Linked DNA regions of Homo sapiens: region 1 is linked to region 2. A link is a loop called in an ENCODE intact Hi-C map of the cell type or tissue named here. Cell type or tissue: Caco-2. All regions are shown on one strand. Links, peaks and the distances in the headings refer to the core of each region. The heading gives the core; the rest is flanking DNA.

What was found. Hi-C counts contacts between places; a loop is a spot of excess contacts. Peaks named below come from ENCODE experiments on the same cell type or tissue, not always from the same donor. Only the 100,000 strongest peaks of a DNase experiment are listed, where the experiment ranks them.
Region 1: a loop joins it to region 2, with 6 times the contacts of the local background. A loop is called at or near these places in 1 of 110 quality-filtered maps.

What each region holds. Positions count from the first base shown.
Region 1 is chr18:21,911,304-21,918,919 of GRCh38, reverse strand. It overlaps LOC105372016 (a long non-coding RNA gene), which reads right to left. Exons shown (of 4, transcript XR_935276.3): 3 at 3,569-3,673; 4 at 2,177-2,971. Among named protein-coding and RNA genes, the nearest start is that of LINC01900, 66 kb to the left of the region's middle. RefSeq lists an enhancer at 7,542-7,616. In Caco-2, for the core only: a CTCF peak has its summit at 3,989; DNase peaks (open chromatin) are centred at 3,969 and 5,879.
Region 2 is chr18:21,988,233-21,995,848 of GRCh38, reverse strand. It overlaps LINC01900 (long intergenic non-protein coding RNA 1900), which reads right to left. Exons shown (of 3, transcript XR_001753529.2): 2 at 1,420-1,586; 3 at 872-1,039. Among named protein-coding and RNA genes, the nearest start is that of LINC01900, 11 kb to the right of the region's middle. RefSeq lists an enhancer at 3,816-4,688. In Caco-2, for the core only: no CTCF peak of the experiment used is centred there; DNase peaks (open chromatin) are centred at 3,748 and 4,558.

The DNA.
Region 1 (7,616 bases), core at 928-5,927, 76 kb after region 2:
AGAAATGCAAGGATGGTTCAATCTGTGAAAATCTATCAAATCAATTTACCTCGTTAGTAGGCTACAAGAGGTAAATTGCATTATCTCAAATGATGGAAAAAGTTTCAGATAAAAGTCACCACTTAATTATGATTTTTTTAAAAATCCCTAGAAAACTAGGAATAGAAGGAAACTTTCTTAACTTAGTAAAAGTAATACACCAAAGCCTTTAGTAAACATTATAGTTAAGAAAAAACTTTAGATGTATTCCCTTTAAGATAAGAATAAGATAAGACTGCCCACTGTCATTACGTCTGTTGAACATTACAAGGAAAAGTCCTGGCCAACCCTACAAGAGGAAAAGAAGTAAGAGAGGTAAGAATTAAAAGGGAAGACATAAAAATTGTATTATTCACCTATGTAGAAAACTAACAGAACAATCAGGCAAATCATTAGAACTAATAAGAGAGCTCAGCAACACCATAGACTAAAAGAGAAATGTACACAGGTCAATACCATTTTTCTACACTAGCAACTGGAAAACTAACATGCTGTGGGCCAAATGCCCTCTAAGGCCTGTTTTTGTAAGGCCCCCACCAGCTAAGAATGGTTTTTACATTTATTAAAGGGTTGTAAAACAACTAAGAAAAAGAAAAAGAAGGATATGTAACAGAGACCTTACATGGCTGCCAGGCTTAAAATATTTACTATCTGGCCCTTTACAGAAAAAGCGTCCCTATCTCTGCTCTAAACTAATGATAACTGCCTAGGAAACATCACTTTTTAAAATATAGTATTATTCATAACAGCAACAAAAAATATATAGTAACTGAGAAGTTACTAAGTTAAGAATTTATAAATCCTCTGATGGAAAACATTTTAAACTGTAACAAAGGATGTACAAAATGAGCTGAGTTAGTGGGGAGCTATGCCATCCTCTTGGATGGATTCCCTGAGTTCTCCCCCAAATTAATCTACAAATTTAGTGCAATTCCAATTGGACTTTTAAAGAAATTCAATAAACACATTCTAAAATTTATATGGAAGAAGTATCCACCAAAAATACATAATTAACTTTATTTGTTTGTTTGTTTGTTTGTTTTGAGACAGGTTCTCACTCTGTCACCCATGCTGGAGTACAGTGGTGCAGTCACAGCTCACTGCAACCTCTGGCTCCCAGGTTCAAATGATCCTCCTACCTCAGCCTCCCAAGTAGCTGGGACCACAGGCGTGTGCCACCACGCCCAGCTAATTTTTTGTATTTTTGTTAGAGACAGGGTTTCACCATATGTCCAAGCTGGTCTCATACTCCTGGCCTCAAGTGATCTGCCTGCCTCAGCCTCCCAAAGTCTTAACTGACTTTATATAAGATTGAAGAGGGGGACATACTCTAGCATATATTAAGATATATTTAAAAGCTATAATAATAAAAGCAGTGTGGTAATGTACTCATGAACAGACAAACTGACCAATGGAACTGAAGGAGACTTCAGATATACCCTCATGCATATGTGGGAATTTAACATATGATAAAGGTGGCACCATAAGTGAATGGTGGAAAGTCTGTTTAGCAGAAGCCTGGGGGAAACTTTTTTACTGTAATAAAAATAAAACTCAATCCCACGTAACATCGCAAACAAAGGTGGACTCAAGACGGACTAAAAAATTTAGGAATGAAAAATAAAACTATGAAGTCAAAACAAGAAAATGTTGAAGAAAATCTTTGTGACCTACAGGAAAAGGACTCCTTAAACAAAACTTCAAAAACATGAGCTCCCAGGCAACAATGTTAAAAAACTCAATTACATAAAAATTAGGAATTTTTGTTTAACAAAATATACTATAGATGAAGTTAAAAGATGAAATGGGAGAAGATATTTGCAATGTCTAAAACCAAGAAGGTTTTAGAATATCTCACCCTAATTTTCCCTCTTATCCCCATTTCTCACTTCTATTATCTATATGACTGAGATAATTATCACCCAATATTCAATGACAAAATCAGAGATAGGTCTAGCACAAACCATTGGTGAAAATATGACCTGAAACCAAGAATTATGATCAACCTCACTCTCTGCCTCTGAGGTCCATGGCGGGATAAATCATATTTCACAAAATCTGAGACACTCCTTGATTGTTATGATGTCATTATTTTACGTCACTAAGGAAGAAAAGCTGCCAATTAATGATATAATGCTTCCTTGTCATGTCAAATTTTATTTCATATTTTTGCAAATGCTTTTACTGCAAGAATTTTTTTTCAAGCTATGAATAGGCCTTTAAATAATTTTTTAAAAAATATTACTCTTGTCATATGTATAAAGAAGGAAAATATAAGTAAAACAAACTGGTTTAAATATTCCTAAAACTTTTTATATTCAGAATGCAACCCTTCTAGATTATGTTTTAATTCCGACTTGTCAATGCCCTTATTTCTGCACACAGTCCCATCAAGAGTGTTAGAGATGGAACTTTTCTTGTAAGTGGAACCAAGTGAAATTGCTCATTAGACTGTTTTTGACCAAAAGATGGCAAACTTATGTGATTCAACCTAAAAAATTATTGCTCTCTTATCTCCAGAATTTTCTTCCAAGCTGGTTGAAGTTTTGACACTAGTGCTCTCTTGTTCTCCCCAGAAGATATCGATGGAAAGTTGTTTTAAAGACAATGACCAATGACCAGTGATGAAGATATTACTGCTCTTTTCTCTTTCTTTCTTCCTTTCTTTCGTTTTTTGTTTGTTTGTTTGTTTGTTTTGTTTTTGTTTTGTTTTGTTTTTTAGAAACAGCGTGCCACTATGCTGCCCAGGCTGGCCTCAAACTCGTGGGCTCAAGTGGTCCGCCTGACAAATGGCTCTTAAATACCTTTTTGACTGGAAACATCAAGAGGCTGCAGGTGTCCAGTCATGCCACCAAGAATAATATCCAAGGTCATTCATGCACAGGAAGGTAAAATTCTGCTGCCAGTTGGCCAGGAGCCATTGAAAGATGTCCTGTGAATTATAAGAGGTGTTCTAATTTAAGAAGTGTTAAGCAGAGAGCCATCCTAGAATTAATAAATACAGTATGATATTCACAATAAATAAATCATATTAATAAGTGATGGCAAGTGTTTTCAAATGCATACGGTAGAAGGTGACACGAGTGCTGCGGACGCCGTCAGTGCCGTGCCCACAGTCCCCTGTACTCCTCCTGCATCCCACAGGCAGCCGATGCTGCTCACAAGGCAAGTCAGAAATTCCAGGGAGCTGCTACCCCTGGGAGTAGCTGTCAGCCAATGATGAGGACAAGTTAGAAGGAGTTAGTGATCAAATGCCTCAGCTTCCTCGCTCTTCAAGAAAGAGACTCTGAGACTGGTTCTTCATCAATTCCGAGAGCCCCCCAGGGAGCTTGAGGCCCAGTCGCCCACAAGAGGAGCTGCTCAAGATCACATCCTCCACTGGTTTCCGTCTCTCCCCTGTATCTCTTCTCTACTCTCTTGTTGATGCTTCTATTTTTTAATTTAATTTAATTTTTTTATTTGTAGAAATGAGGTCTCACTCTGTTGCCCAGGCTGGTCCCGAACTCCCAGGCTCAAGCAGTTCTCCTACCTTGGCCTCCCAAAGTGCTGGGATCGACCCTGATGCTTCTTGAAGTCTCCCATGAAACAACTTGCACTGAAATCCTTGTTTCGGTGTCTTCTGGGGAGATGCAACCTAAGAGAATTAGCAATTTCATCAAGGACCTTGCAGCATTTGGCCATCATCAGACACAAAAAAGTCATAAGCATCCCTCCCCTCAACATTAGGATTTTCCTGGGGTCTGAACCTGAATGTCACCCCCTCCTAACTTCTCCCTGCAGTCCCAGTTCTCCCAGTCTTCCCTTTGAGTTCTCAGCTTCTCTCAACCCCTCCCCATCCCACCATCTCTACCTTCCCATCATTCCTCATTATTCAGTCTACTTAACTCCTCTTCCCTCTGCTGCCCCCAAGAACTGCATTGTGGGATGGAATGAGCAGAAATTCCCCATACTGAGCCTGACCCCCAGTGGTGGAGATAAGGCATGTCCACAAGTTTCAAGATAAAAAAAAATCAAATTTAAATAACATTAAACGAGCAAGTAATTTTATCCCCCAAGACACTTATATTTAATGGTCAACATACATCAGAGAAGGCCAGGTGCAATGGCTCACACCTGTAATCCCAGTGTTTAGGGAGGCCAGGCAGGTGGATCACCTAAGCCTAGGAGTTTGACACCAGCCTGGGCAACAGAGGGAGACCCTGCCTCTACAAAAACAACAAAAACATTCATCAGAAGTAAAAAAGAAGCAACTCCAAAACTTAGAAGATGCTTGTGATGACCTCATGCTTGCAGATGATGACTGTTTAATGATACCTTATCAAATTGGTGATGTTTTCATTAGCCATTCTCAAGAAGAAACACAAGAAATGTTAGAAGAAGCAAAGAAACATGCAAGAGGAAATTGACACCTTAAAATCCAGAGTGGAATCAATTCAGTGGGTGTCAGCAGATTTGAAAGTTCAGCTGTATGCAAAATTTGGGAGAAACATAAACCTTGAAGCTGATGAAAGTTAAACATTTTATGGGCTGGGTGCAGTGGCTCACACCTGTAACCCCAGCACTTAGGGAGGCTGAGACAGGTGGATCACCTGAGATCAGGAGTTCAAGACCAGCCTGGCCAACATGCAGAACGCCCATCTCTACTACAAATACAAAAATTAGCCAGTGTGGTGGCACACACCTGTAATTCCAGCTACTCAGGAGGCTGAGCCAGGAGAATCGCTTGAACCCAGAAGGCGGAGGTTGCAGTGAGCTGAGATCATGCCACTGCTCTCCAGCCTGGGTGACAGAGTGAGACTCTGTCTCAAAAAAAATTATAATACTCTTAAATATTTGTTTAGTAAACTTGAACATTGTTTTTTAAAAATGTTCAGAATGCAGGTAAAGTCTACATGTAGCCTGCTAGCAAATCCCTATCTTTAACTAGTCATATAGCGTTAATAGGTTTGGAGATAGAAGATGTCAGCAAGCAATGGTGCCTTTTGAACTGGAGGTGGGGGAAAAAACCCCGAAAAGTTAAAACATTTTTTACTCTCCATTCTGCAATTCTTCTTTAGTAACATTAAACAGAAAATATATTCAATGAGCCATTGAGAGACACTGGGTCTCATTATAAAGCAGCAATTAGGCTCACAGAACACAAAGCCATTCAGAGCAGCGCCCATTTCTTGCACTATGCTCCCTGCAGCTCTAGTTAGATGTACAAACTTATGGGTTTAGTAAAGGAAATATGGGCTATTTTGCTTTTTTTTTTCTATCTAGTAGAAGAGGAAGAGGGACTATGAAAGGGGGACTATGGCAAACACATTTAGTTAGAAATCTTTTATTAAAATAAAACACTAAAACAAATATCTTTTTGTTATAATGATCCAGTAATATAAAAGGACACAAAATTAAAAGCACACAATGGCTTATTGCTGCACCTAGGCCAAGGGTGGTGCTGTTCATTGAATTCTTAAATAAGCAATTATGATAACCTATGGTATTAAAGACTGTTGTATTGTCGGGGAAGGTGGAGGTCGAATGCACTGTGCCCGAGAGGACTGCCTTCACTCCTTTGTGGGTTTGATCACACAGATGGGCTTGACCACAGCGCCATCTTTATCAAAAGAACAACATGTAGTTGTTCCAAAATTTTTGTTTAAAAATTTTTAAAACAAACCCCCCTGCATTTCTATCCCCACCAGGGAATAGAGTTTTAATGAACACACGAAGCAACTAGGTGACATCTTTATCAGTCCTCATAAACCTTGATTGAATACACAGTGATAAGCCCTATTTAAACTGTCCTCCTCCTGATAACACACCTGGAGGCAGCACCAGCCTTAGTAACCAGCTGGAAATAAGGCCTCTCCAAAACCCAGAGTGCAGGCCTGTCAGGCACAGAAGCTGCAAGCAATGCAAAGCTCTGGGCCCTCATTTATTTGGGGTGATGGTGGGTAGGTTGGTGCAGGCTTTTCCCTGCTGGACACTTTTTTCAGAACCAGCTTGGGCCTCTAAGGGGCAAGGAAGTGGCTGGAGGTAAAAAGGTGCTTTAAACCCTGCTGACCTTTAGCATTTACATTTGCAAACACAAAGAACCCGGGAGGGGCAGTTGTAAAGGATTTGGGAATGGCCAGCTCTGGTTTTCTTTTTACCAGCATCAAAAATGAGTGAAAGGTACAGACATCTAAAAGGAAAAGGGAGACATGGGATTTTCCCAATCAGCTTGAAGTCTGGATCCTCCTAGTCCTTTGCTTTTTTGGCCCTAGCACACCCTGGGCACTACCCACTTCCAATCACTACTTGCTTCTTCCAAATCCCATCCCCTCCAGCCTTCCCAATACAGAGCCCACAGTGACCCCCACAGGCTGCAGCAGCCAGGGTCACTGGTGTGGGAGGCTGTGATTCTAGGAAACTGGTAGGCTGGTTTTAGCAGCAAGACACACAGGCTTCTGTGGAGGCAGGCTAAAGATCCACTTCACCTGCTGCAGCAGAAACGGCTCTGATACGTCAATGGCAAAAATCGCAATTACTTTTGCACCAACCTAATAATTGGTTTGACTGTTGGAACCATTTAACTATGTACATGTATATCAAAGCATCATGCTGTACACCTTGAAAATGTACAATTTTTGAAAATTAAATTAGGCTGTGCATGGTGTCACAAGTCTGTAGTCCCAGATACTCTGGAGACTGAGGTGGGAGGATTGCTTGAGCCCAGGTGTTGGGAGGCTGCAGTGAGCTATGATCATACCACTGCACTGCAGCCTCGGTGACAGAGGGAGACCCTGTCCCTAAAAAATAATTTTTTTTGGAAAGTAAAAAATGAAATTAAGTCAAATGAGTCTATTAAAAAGAATTTTTCATATTCTCTGCAATTTTTAAAATAAAATTTAATTACCACAACAAGTTATCTTATATAGATCAGGCTGAAATACACAGCATGTCATTCCCGACATTAATAAAATAGAGGTTTTTCACAATAGCCTCTAACACCTGGATGACAATAAAATCTCCCCTCTTCTCCCACCTTGAATGTGCCAATGAAGGCAAAGAGAGACCCCTAAGATGTCTTCCTGAATGTCAGCAACCTCACGCTGTGGCAGACGGTAGTGGAAGGAAGTTTTGCAGCTGGGGAATTCCACTGATCTGTGGAAAACACCTGGCCTCTGCGATGTTCAGGGACATATATCTTCAGATGAGTTTGCAAAAGAGCTCAAGCTCTTTCGACCCAGCAAGTAAATGGGAAGCAAGGTCATGGTCATCTCTAGGGAATTTAGGCTTTAGGATAATAACCTGACTTTTGAGCTATACCTGGCACATGCTCCATGCCAGCAATTGCCCTTGAAACTTTACATGGAATATTATTTGTAAAGTGGTTTCCCATCATTTTACTATAAGTCAGCATCCCTACAACATCAGTATGGTTAATATTATTTGCAATTTTCTTACAAAGAAGGGGTTTTATGCACAGAGAGTGAGAACAAGCAAAGTGACAAAACTAGTAAGTATTGAGGCGAGGATTCTGGTTTTCTGGGTGATAACCTTATGCACATCAGTACACTGTGTGTATTTTCAGACCTAAAACCAGCAGA
Region 2 (7,616 bases), core at 1,622-6,621:
GGACTACAGGCTCACACCACCATACCCAGCTAATTTTTGTGTTTTAGTAGAGATGGGGTTTCACCCTGTTGGCCAGGCTGGTCTCAAATTCCTGAGCTCAAGTGATCTGCCCGCCTTGGCCTCCCAAAGTACTGGGATTATAGGCGTGAGCCACTGCTCCCGGCTTATACCTATTTTCTATATTAGGATCCGAAAACACAGAGAGATAAACCCACTTGCCCAAGATCACCCAAGTAGTAAGTGGTGAAACTGGGATTTGGACGCATGACCTCTGACTTCAGAGCATGTGAGTTTAAGCACTGGATTCAATACACATATGTACACACCCAACCTGTTCTCCCTATTTCCTGTCTTGATCATTTTGGAAATAATTGAAACAGGAAATAAATGTGACAAATAAACTTGTCGCAGGTCCTTTCCTTGAGAACTAACATCACCATCTACCCATCAACCCCGTGGCTCTAGCCAAATATCTAAGAGTCATCTTGATTCGTATATATATATTTTTTTTCCTTTTTTTTGAGACAGAGACTCACTCTGTCACCCAGGCTGCAGTGCAGTGGCACAATCTCGGCTCACTGCAACCTCCACCTCCCGGGCTCAAGCGATTCTCCTGCCTCAGCCTCCCCAGTAGCTGGGATTAGAGGTGCCTCCCACCACACCCAGTTAATTTTTGTATTTTTAGTAGAGACGGGGTTTCACCAGATTGGCCAGGCTGGTCTTGAACTCCTGCCCTCAAGTGATCCTCCCGCCTCAGCCTCCCAAAGTGCTGGGATTACAGGCATGAGCCACTACACTCAGCCTTGATTCAGTGTATTTTCACATACTGATAATTATAAAGCAGGCAGAGTCTTATTTAAACCTGTGATTATTCTATGTAACAGAATTTTAATCCATTAGCATGGTGATTATTCTTCCTGAGTGGGAGACACTAGTCTCTGTTTGGTCTTTAGCCATGAAACACCTTTATACACATCACACTAAATCTCATTCTCTGCAACAAGCGCTGTCCCTCCTCTGAACGCGTGAGCCATCCAGCCTAAAACAAAGAGAAACTTTTATGACTAGCCACATTGTTTTCACTTTTAAACAAACCTACAGAAAAGAACACTCATTATCAATGTATTTGTTAATTGTAAATTGCTATCATCAAACCTAACAAGGTTTGGGCCTTTCAAGTGTTGGGAGCTTGGAATTTGGGAAGCCAGGATTGGGGCTGGAGGAGGAGGTGGCATTCTTAAAGAGATGGAAGGATCTTATCCATCTGATCAAAGAATCCAATCAAAGAACAAACTTCCTAATCTTTAACGATCCATGCATACCTTAGTGAGGACAGCAAAATGCAAAATAAATTATTATGTTAAAATTGACTGGCATGAAATTCTCATGGCGGGAAGAGAAATGGAAACCCTGGCTCACCCATGGCCTGCTCATATCCTCAGCTCGGCCAATGGGAAGTGCATTCCCAGCATCCTTGTGGTCTCCATGATGTGATCGAGGCCAGCAGTGTCCCCTCTGAGTGGCAGCTGTGCAGCGTCGAAGCCCCTCTGATGTCTACAGGACTCACCTGCTGCATCCTCTGCAAACTGCAAAGGATAAAAAGACACTGTCTGACCCTCCAGTGCTGCACCACCAGCCTCGCTGCACTTCCATTCCTCCATATTGTAAATACTCCCTTTACTTAGCTGACAGCTTCAATTTTTTTTCTTTTTTTCCCCAAGACGGAGTCTAGCTCTGTCGCCTAGGCTGGGGTGCAATGGCACGATCTCGGCTCACTGCAACCTCTGCCTCCCAGGTTCAAGCAATTCTCCTTCCTCAGCCTCCCCAGTAGCTGGGATTACAGGCATCTGCCACTATGCCTGGCTAATTTTTGTATTTTTAGTAAAGACAGGGTTTCACTGTGTTGACCAGGCTGTTCTCTAACTCCTGACCTTGTGATCCACCCGCCTCGGCTCCCAAAGTGCTGGGATTACAAGCATGAGCCACCGCGCCCAGCCAACATCGTCAATTTTTAAGTATTTGGAGCCAGGCAGCCTTCTGGTGTCAAAGACCTGGAGTGCTAGAAGAAGCTATCAGCTCCCACGAAACCAGTGTGGTCATGGTGTGATTTTGAAAAGCCCCTTGGCTCCTACCTTAAGAAGCCCTCAGAGTCTAGGAGAATGGAGTTGCCAAATGGCATAGAAACAGCGATTGTTCTGTGCTGTCTGTTACACCACTGTTTGCACAGTGGTTCTCTATGCCCATGAAATGACACCCACCAGCCAAGCAACAGAAGTAGCTGCTGCTTGGAGCCGGTGCAAAACTGAGCTGCTCGGCAAGTATAGAAAGCCCTTTTCTCTGAAAACAATATTCTGAAGTATTTGTCAAAATACTGTTATGAATCTTTTAAATTTTACAAAGCTGGCTGGGCATGGTGATTCACAGCTACGATCCCACCTTGGGAGGCTGAAGTGGGAGGATTGCCTGAGGCCAGGAGTTCAAGATGAGCCTGGGTAACACAGTGAAAACAAATAAATTAAAAATAAATGTTGAAAAATTTGAGCTGGGCATGGTGGCATACACCTGTAGTCCCAGCTACTCAGGAGGCTGAGGCAGGAGGATTGCTTGAGCCCAGGAGTTTCAGGCTGCAGTGAGCTATTAGTGCACCACTGCACTCCAGCCTGGGTGACAAAGGAAGACTCTGTCTCAAAAAAAAAAAAAAAAAAAAGCAAAAAAAGACAACGCCTTTACAAAGCTATTTTTCTTTTACAGAGATAACCATGTTAAGAGTGAAAGGTTAGGCCAGGCACAGTGGCTCACACCTGTAATCCCAGCACTTTGGGAGGCTGAGGCAGATGGATCCCTTGAGTCCAGGAGTTTGAGACCAGCCTGGGCAACATGGTGAAACCCTGTCTCTACAAAGAAAAAAAAAACCCACAAAAATTATCTAGGTGTGGTGGCTTGTGCCTCCCAGCTACTTGGGAGGCTGAGCTGGGAGAATCACTTGAGCCCAGGAGGTGGAGGTTGCGGTGAGCCCAGATCATGCCACTGTACTCCAGCCTGGGCCACAGAGTGAAACTCTGTCTCAAAAAAAAAAAAAAAGGTGAAAGGGTAAATGTACCCTGTCAGGTATTGTTCCACTAAATGTTACAAGATACTTGACTACGACTTTATTTTAACTAAGGGCTAACCTCAAAAACTGATAGCCATCTTAAAATGAAGATGACAAGCATTCCATCCTCAAATAATCTAAAATGTATTCCCAATCAGAAGATCAGTAGGTTTTACCAATATTAACATTTCTATCCTTTCCCTAATTGATTGTTTATTTAGCTGAAGGCCTCTATGTGTGATATGCTACTGGCATATCAAAAGAGGGTTATTTGTTTTTGAACCTGCATGGTGATTAATTCTGCATTTTCATTCTTTTTTTGCAGGGTAGGGAGAAGTATGAGTATAGTGTATTGGAAAGAGAGTTTTGAAAACAGAAGGATCTTAATGCAAATCCAGATTGAACCATTTCCCTCTTTGTGGTCTGGGCAAGTTCATTTCACCCCTCTGAGCCACAGTCTGTTTTTCTAACTTCTGTCACAGGTTCCAGCAGTGATTAAGTAAAATTACAAATTTGGGAGCCCGCCACGTAATAGGAGCCCTTTACCTTTTCTAATTATTTCTTACATGGTAAGCATCCCTAATAAGTATTCACACCTGGTTTGTGGAGTCTACCTGCATGCCTCAGGTGACGTGAGAACATGGTTCACGTGAGGTCTGATCTCACAGGGCGGTGCTGGCCAGGCCCAGCATTGCAAAGATTCCTTCTATTATTCCCAGATTCTTCTCATTTTTTTAACACTCTTTGCCCTTTTCCCTAGGTCAAATGGAAGGGTATGATCCCTACAATAAAGCACAGACTTATTTTTTCCATAGGCCTGTCAAATACTCCCCGATAGCCCCTGTTCTGTCCCAAGGAATGATGTAGCAACTCCTTAAGAATTCCTACCCAGCATTCTTACTAGTGAAACCTGAGTTGGTCATTACAACTATTTTTGTGGGATTTTAAAAAATCAGATCTAAATAACAAGCAAACATGTAACCGTGCATTTGTGCTATCCTTAGATTGTTATGGTTAAAAAGGGATAATTGATTTTAAGTTAAATATTCCTCATATCCTGATCCACCCCTCAAGTACTAGCTTTAATATTTTATAGACTACATGGTCCGACCTATTGACCCAGGTCCTGATGTGCCCACGGACAAGCCGGAAGGGCCATCCTTCCCACTGGCTTTGCAATCTGGAGGCTGACAACCACCCAGCCTGCCACCCATCAAAGTCCCTGCTGGTGACTCTCTCCCCCAGCAAGCTGCCTCCCTTCCCCCACTTTCCCAAACATCTTGGGCATCTCAAACAATCCAATTACACTCAGGTTGTTTAAACAAACAGCAGCACAATTCCCCAGCCCAGAGCCCCAACTGAGGGATTCCCTTGGGCCGACTCTCACCACCTCCACCCCCAACCACAAGCCACTTTCAGAGAAGAGCAGCCCTGAGCAGAGACAATGAGCTCTGGGTTAACAGTGGGTAGTTTTCCATGTCTAAATGTTTGCAGACACTTGGTAAAGTGTCCCAGGCCAAGTTTCCAAAGGACAATACCTCCACACCACTGAGTTTGTTTAAGCAGGCAATCCCAGATAAGAAGGGGGTTGCCCCTCCTCTTCAAAAGCCAAGAATGCAAGATGGGCTGGAGGCAATGCTGTGGGAGGTTGGGACAAATTCCACTGGAACAAGGAATACTTGAGTCCCTCTCTCCACTCCCACCCTCCCTTAAAATAATAGATTTACCCTAAAGGAAAGGTGAAGTCAGGAGATTGGTGGAGTTTTTCTAAGTATTTCACAAATAAGACAGCTGGGACAAGGCAGAGTGCTATTTACAATGCCACAGCTGAGCTGGATTTAGAAGATGCAAGGCATGGTGGTGGGTGCCTGTAGTTCCAGCTACTCGGGAGGCTGAGGCAGGAGAATAATGTGAACCCAGGAGGCGGAGCTTGCAGTGAGCTGAGACCAGGCCACTGCATTCCAGCCTGGGCAACAGAGCGAGACTCCATCTCAAAAAAAAAGAAAAAAAAAAAAGAAGATGCAAAGGTTGCTTACAGTTTCTCACTGAGCAGGCATTCAGTCCCTGCAGAAGGACTGACTACCTTCCCCACTGGGCATTTCACATCATGTAAAATGCCAGTCAATGCCCAATGCCTTACATTTTTTGTTGAAAAGCAAAAGAACCAACCATTCTTATCTCCAGGCCAATTCTGAAGGGCTGCCACCAAACTTGTAAGGACCATCACTCGCCCAACAAATATGTCTAGATCATCCACTTAGAACAAATCCATAATGGTACAGGGGCAGCGAATAGAGGCAATATCTAGTTTCACATGTGATAGAAAGTGGCGTCTTATTTATTTATGTATTTATTTATTTTGTAGAGACAGGGTCTCCCTATGTTGTCCAGGCTGGTCTCGAACTCCTGGCCTCAAGTGATCCTCCCACTTTGGCCTCCCAAAGTGCTGGGATTACAGGCATGAGTCACTACATCTGACGGGTAAGTGTCTTAAAAGAAGAGCAAGCAAAGACTCTGGAAGCTCAGAGAAGAGACGGCTTCTGGCTGAGAGGAGGTGAGCTGATCAGAGAAAGCTTCACAGGGAAGAGGTGTTTGAGTCAGCCCTTGAACCGGTAGGAAGGGTGAAGATGAAAGCCAGCTCCCTCATCAGGCCATGGATAGGCTCTTCCCACATATTTCTAGTTCTTTCTACGTCTCTGGAGCCTTCAGCCATTAAAACAGGTATTCTTATATTTTCTGGGTTACAGACCCTTTCAAGGGAATCCTTGAAAGCTGTGGATTCCCTCTCCAGAAGAATGTCCCAAAATATGGCATGCCATTTCAGCCAGTGCCCAGACTTATCCAGGGACTTCTGGTTAAGAATTCTTGGGATCAAATGTTGCAGACCCATTTCTGCCCAGGGTCTGATAGGAGAATTGAGAGAAAAACAAAATTTCCATCTATCCGTTCTTTACACTTTTATTCTTATTTTTAAAATTAACTAATGTATTTGGTCTACAAAACCCTAAAGAAGAAAAGAAAGGGCTTGTTCACTTTCCATGTTATTTGAAAAGTCCATTGATCTAATGAGCGACATCTTGGGAGAAACCAGAAAGCCTTTTGTACCTTCTTTGGATTGCAAATTCTGAAGAAGGCTTTTCAAAAGCCCAAAAACTGACACTCCAAAAGTGGTTTTCACAAAAGAATCTAAATCAGACTTCAGCGTGTCACTTCTACAATATCTGGGAGCCACAAACATGGATAGAAAGGTCTGGCTTAATGGTGCGACACCAAGATGGCACTGAGCCTCACTCATCCTTTGCACACCAAACATGTTTGAATGAATAAATCACTGATTGAGGGAGTGGATGAGAAGTTTTATGACAGAACAAATGGGACAGACACACATGGAGTTTCGGTGAGAGTAAAAGTGTAGGTTGGCTAGGTGCGATGGCTCACGCCTGTAATCCCAGCACTTTGGGAGGCCAAGGCAGGTGGATCACCTGAGGTCAGGAGTTTGAAACCAGCCTGACCAACATGGAGAAAATCCGTCTCTACTAAAAATACAAAACATTAGCTGGGCATGGTGGCGCATGCCTATAATCCCAGTTACTCGGGAGGCTGAGGCAGGAGAATCGCTTGAACCCGGGAGGCGGAGGTTGCGGTGAGCCGAGATTGCGCCATTGCACTCCAGCCTGGACAACAAGAGTGAAACTCCGTCTCAAAAAACAAAAAAGTGTAGGTTACTTTATACTGTAGCTCATTCCAGAATACTGGATAAATAAAACAGATGTGGAAACAAACAGATGTGTATGTAAATAAAACAGATGTGTTAAATATTAATTTGAGCAACTACCTAAAATATATACAAGCTCATAATTTAAAGGTATTTGACTACAATTCCTGATATATCTGAAAAAAAAATTTTTTTTTTTTTGAGATAGAGTTTCGCTCTTGTTGCCCAGGCTGGAGTGCAATGGTGCGTTCTCGGCTCACCGCAACCTCTGCCTCCCGGCTTCAAGCAATTATTCTGCCTCAGACCCCCGAGTAGCTAGGATTACAGGCATGCACCACCACACCCAGCTAATTTTGTATTTTTAGTAGAGACAGGGTTTCACCATGTTGGTCAGTCTGGTCTCGAACTCCTGACCTCAAGTGATCCGCCCACCTCAGCCTCCCAGAGTGCTGGGATTACAGGCGTGAGCCACCGCACCCGGCTGAGAAATATTTTTAATTAAACCTTTGATATAAGTGTAAACTCACATGCAGTTGTAAGAAATAATGCTAAGAGATCCTGGGTACTCTCTAGCCAGTTTTTTGGGTACTGATTCTTCCCACTTTATTCTCTTTCAAGATTGTTTTAGCTATTCTAGTTCCTTTTCCTTTCCATCTATATTTTACAAGAATCAAAATGGTATATCTCCCACTGATAACATCCTGCAAAACTACAGCACAGTATTTCAACAGGGATATTGACAGCATTACAGAGAAGACATAGAATAGAATGGTTCCATCACTACGAGGATAACTCATACTGCCCTTCCCT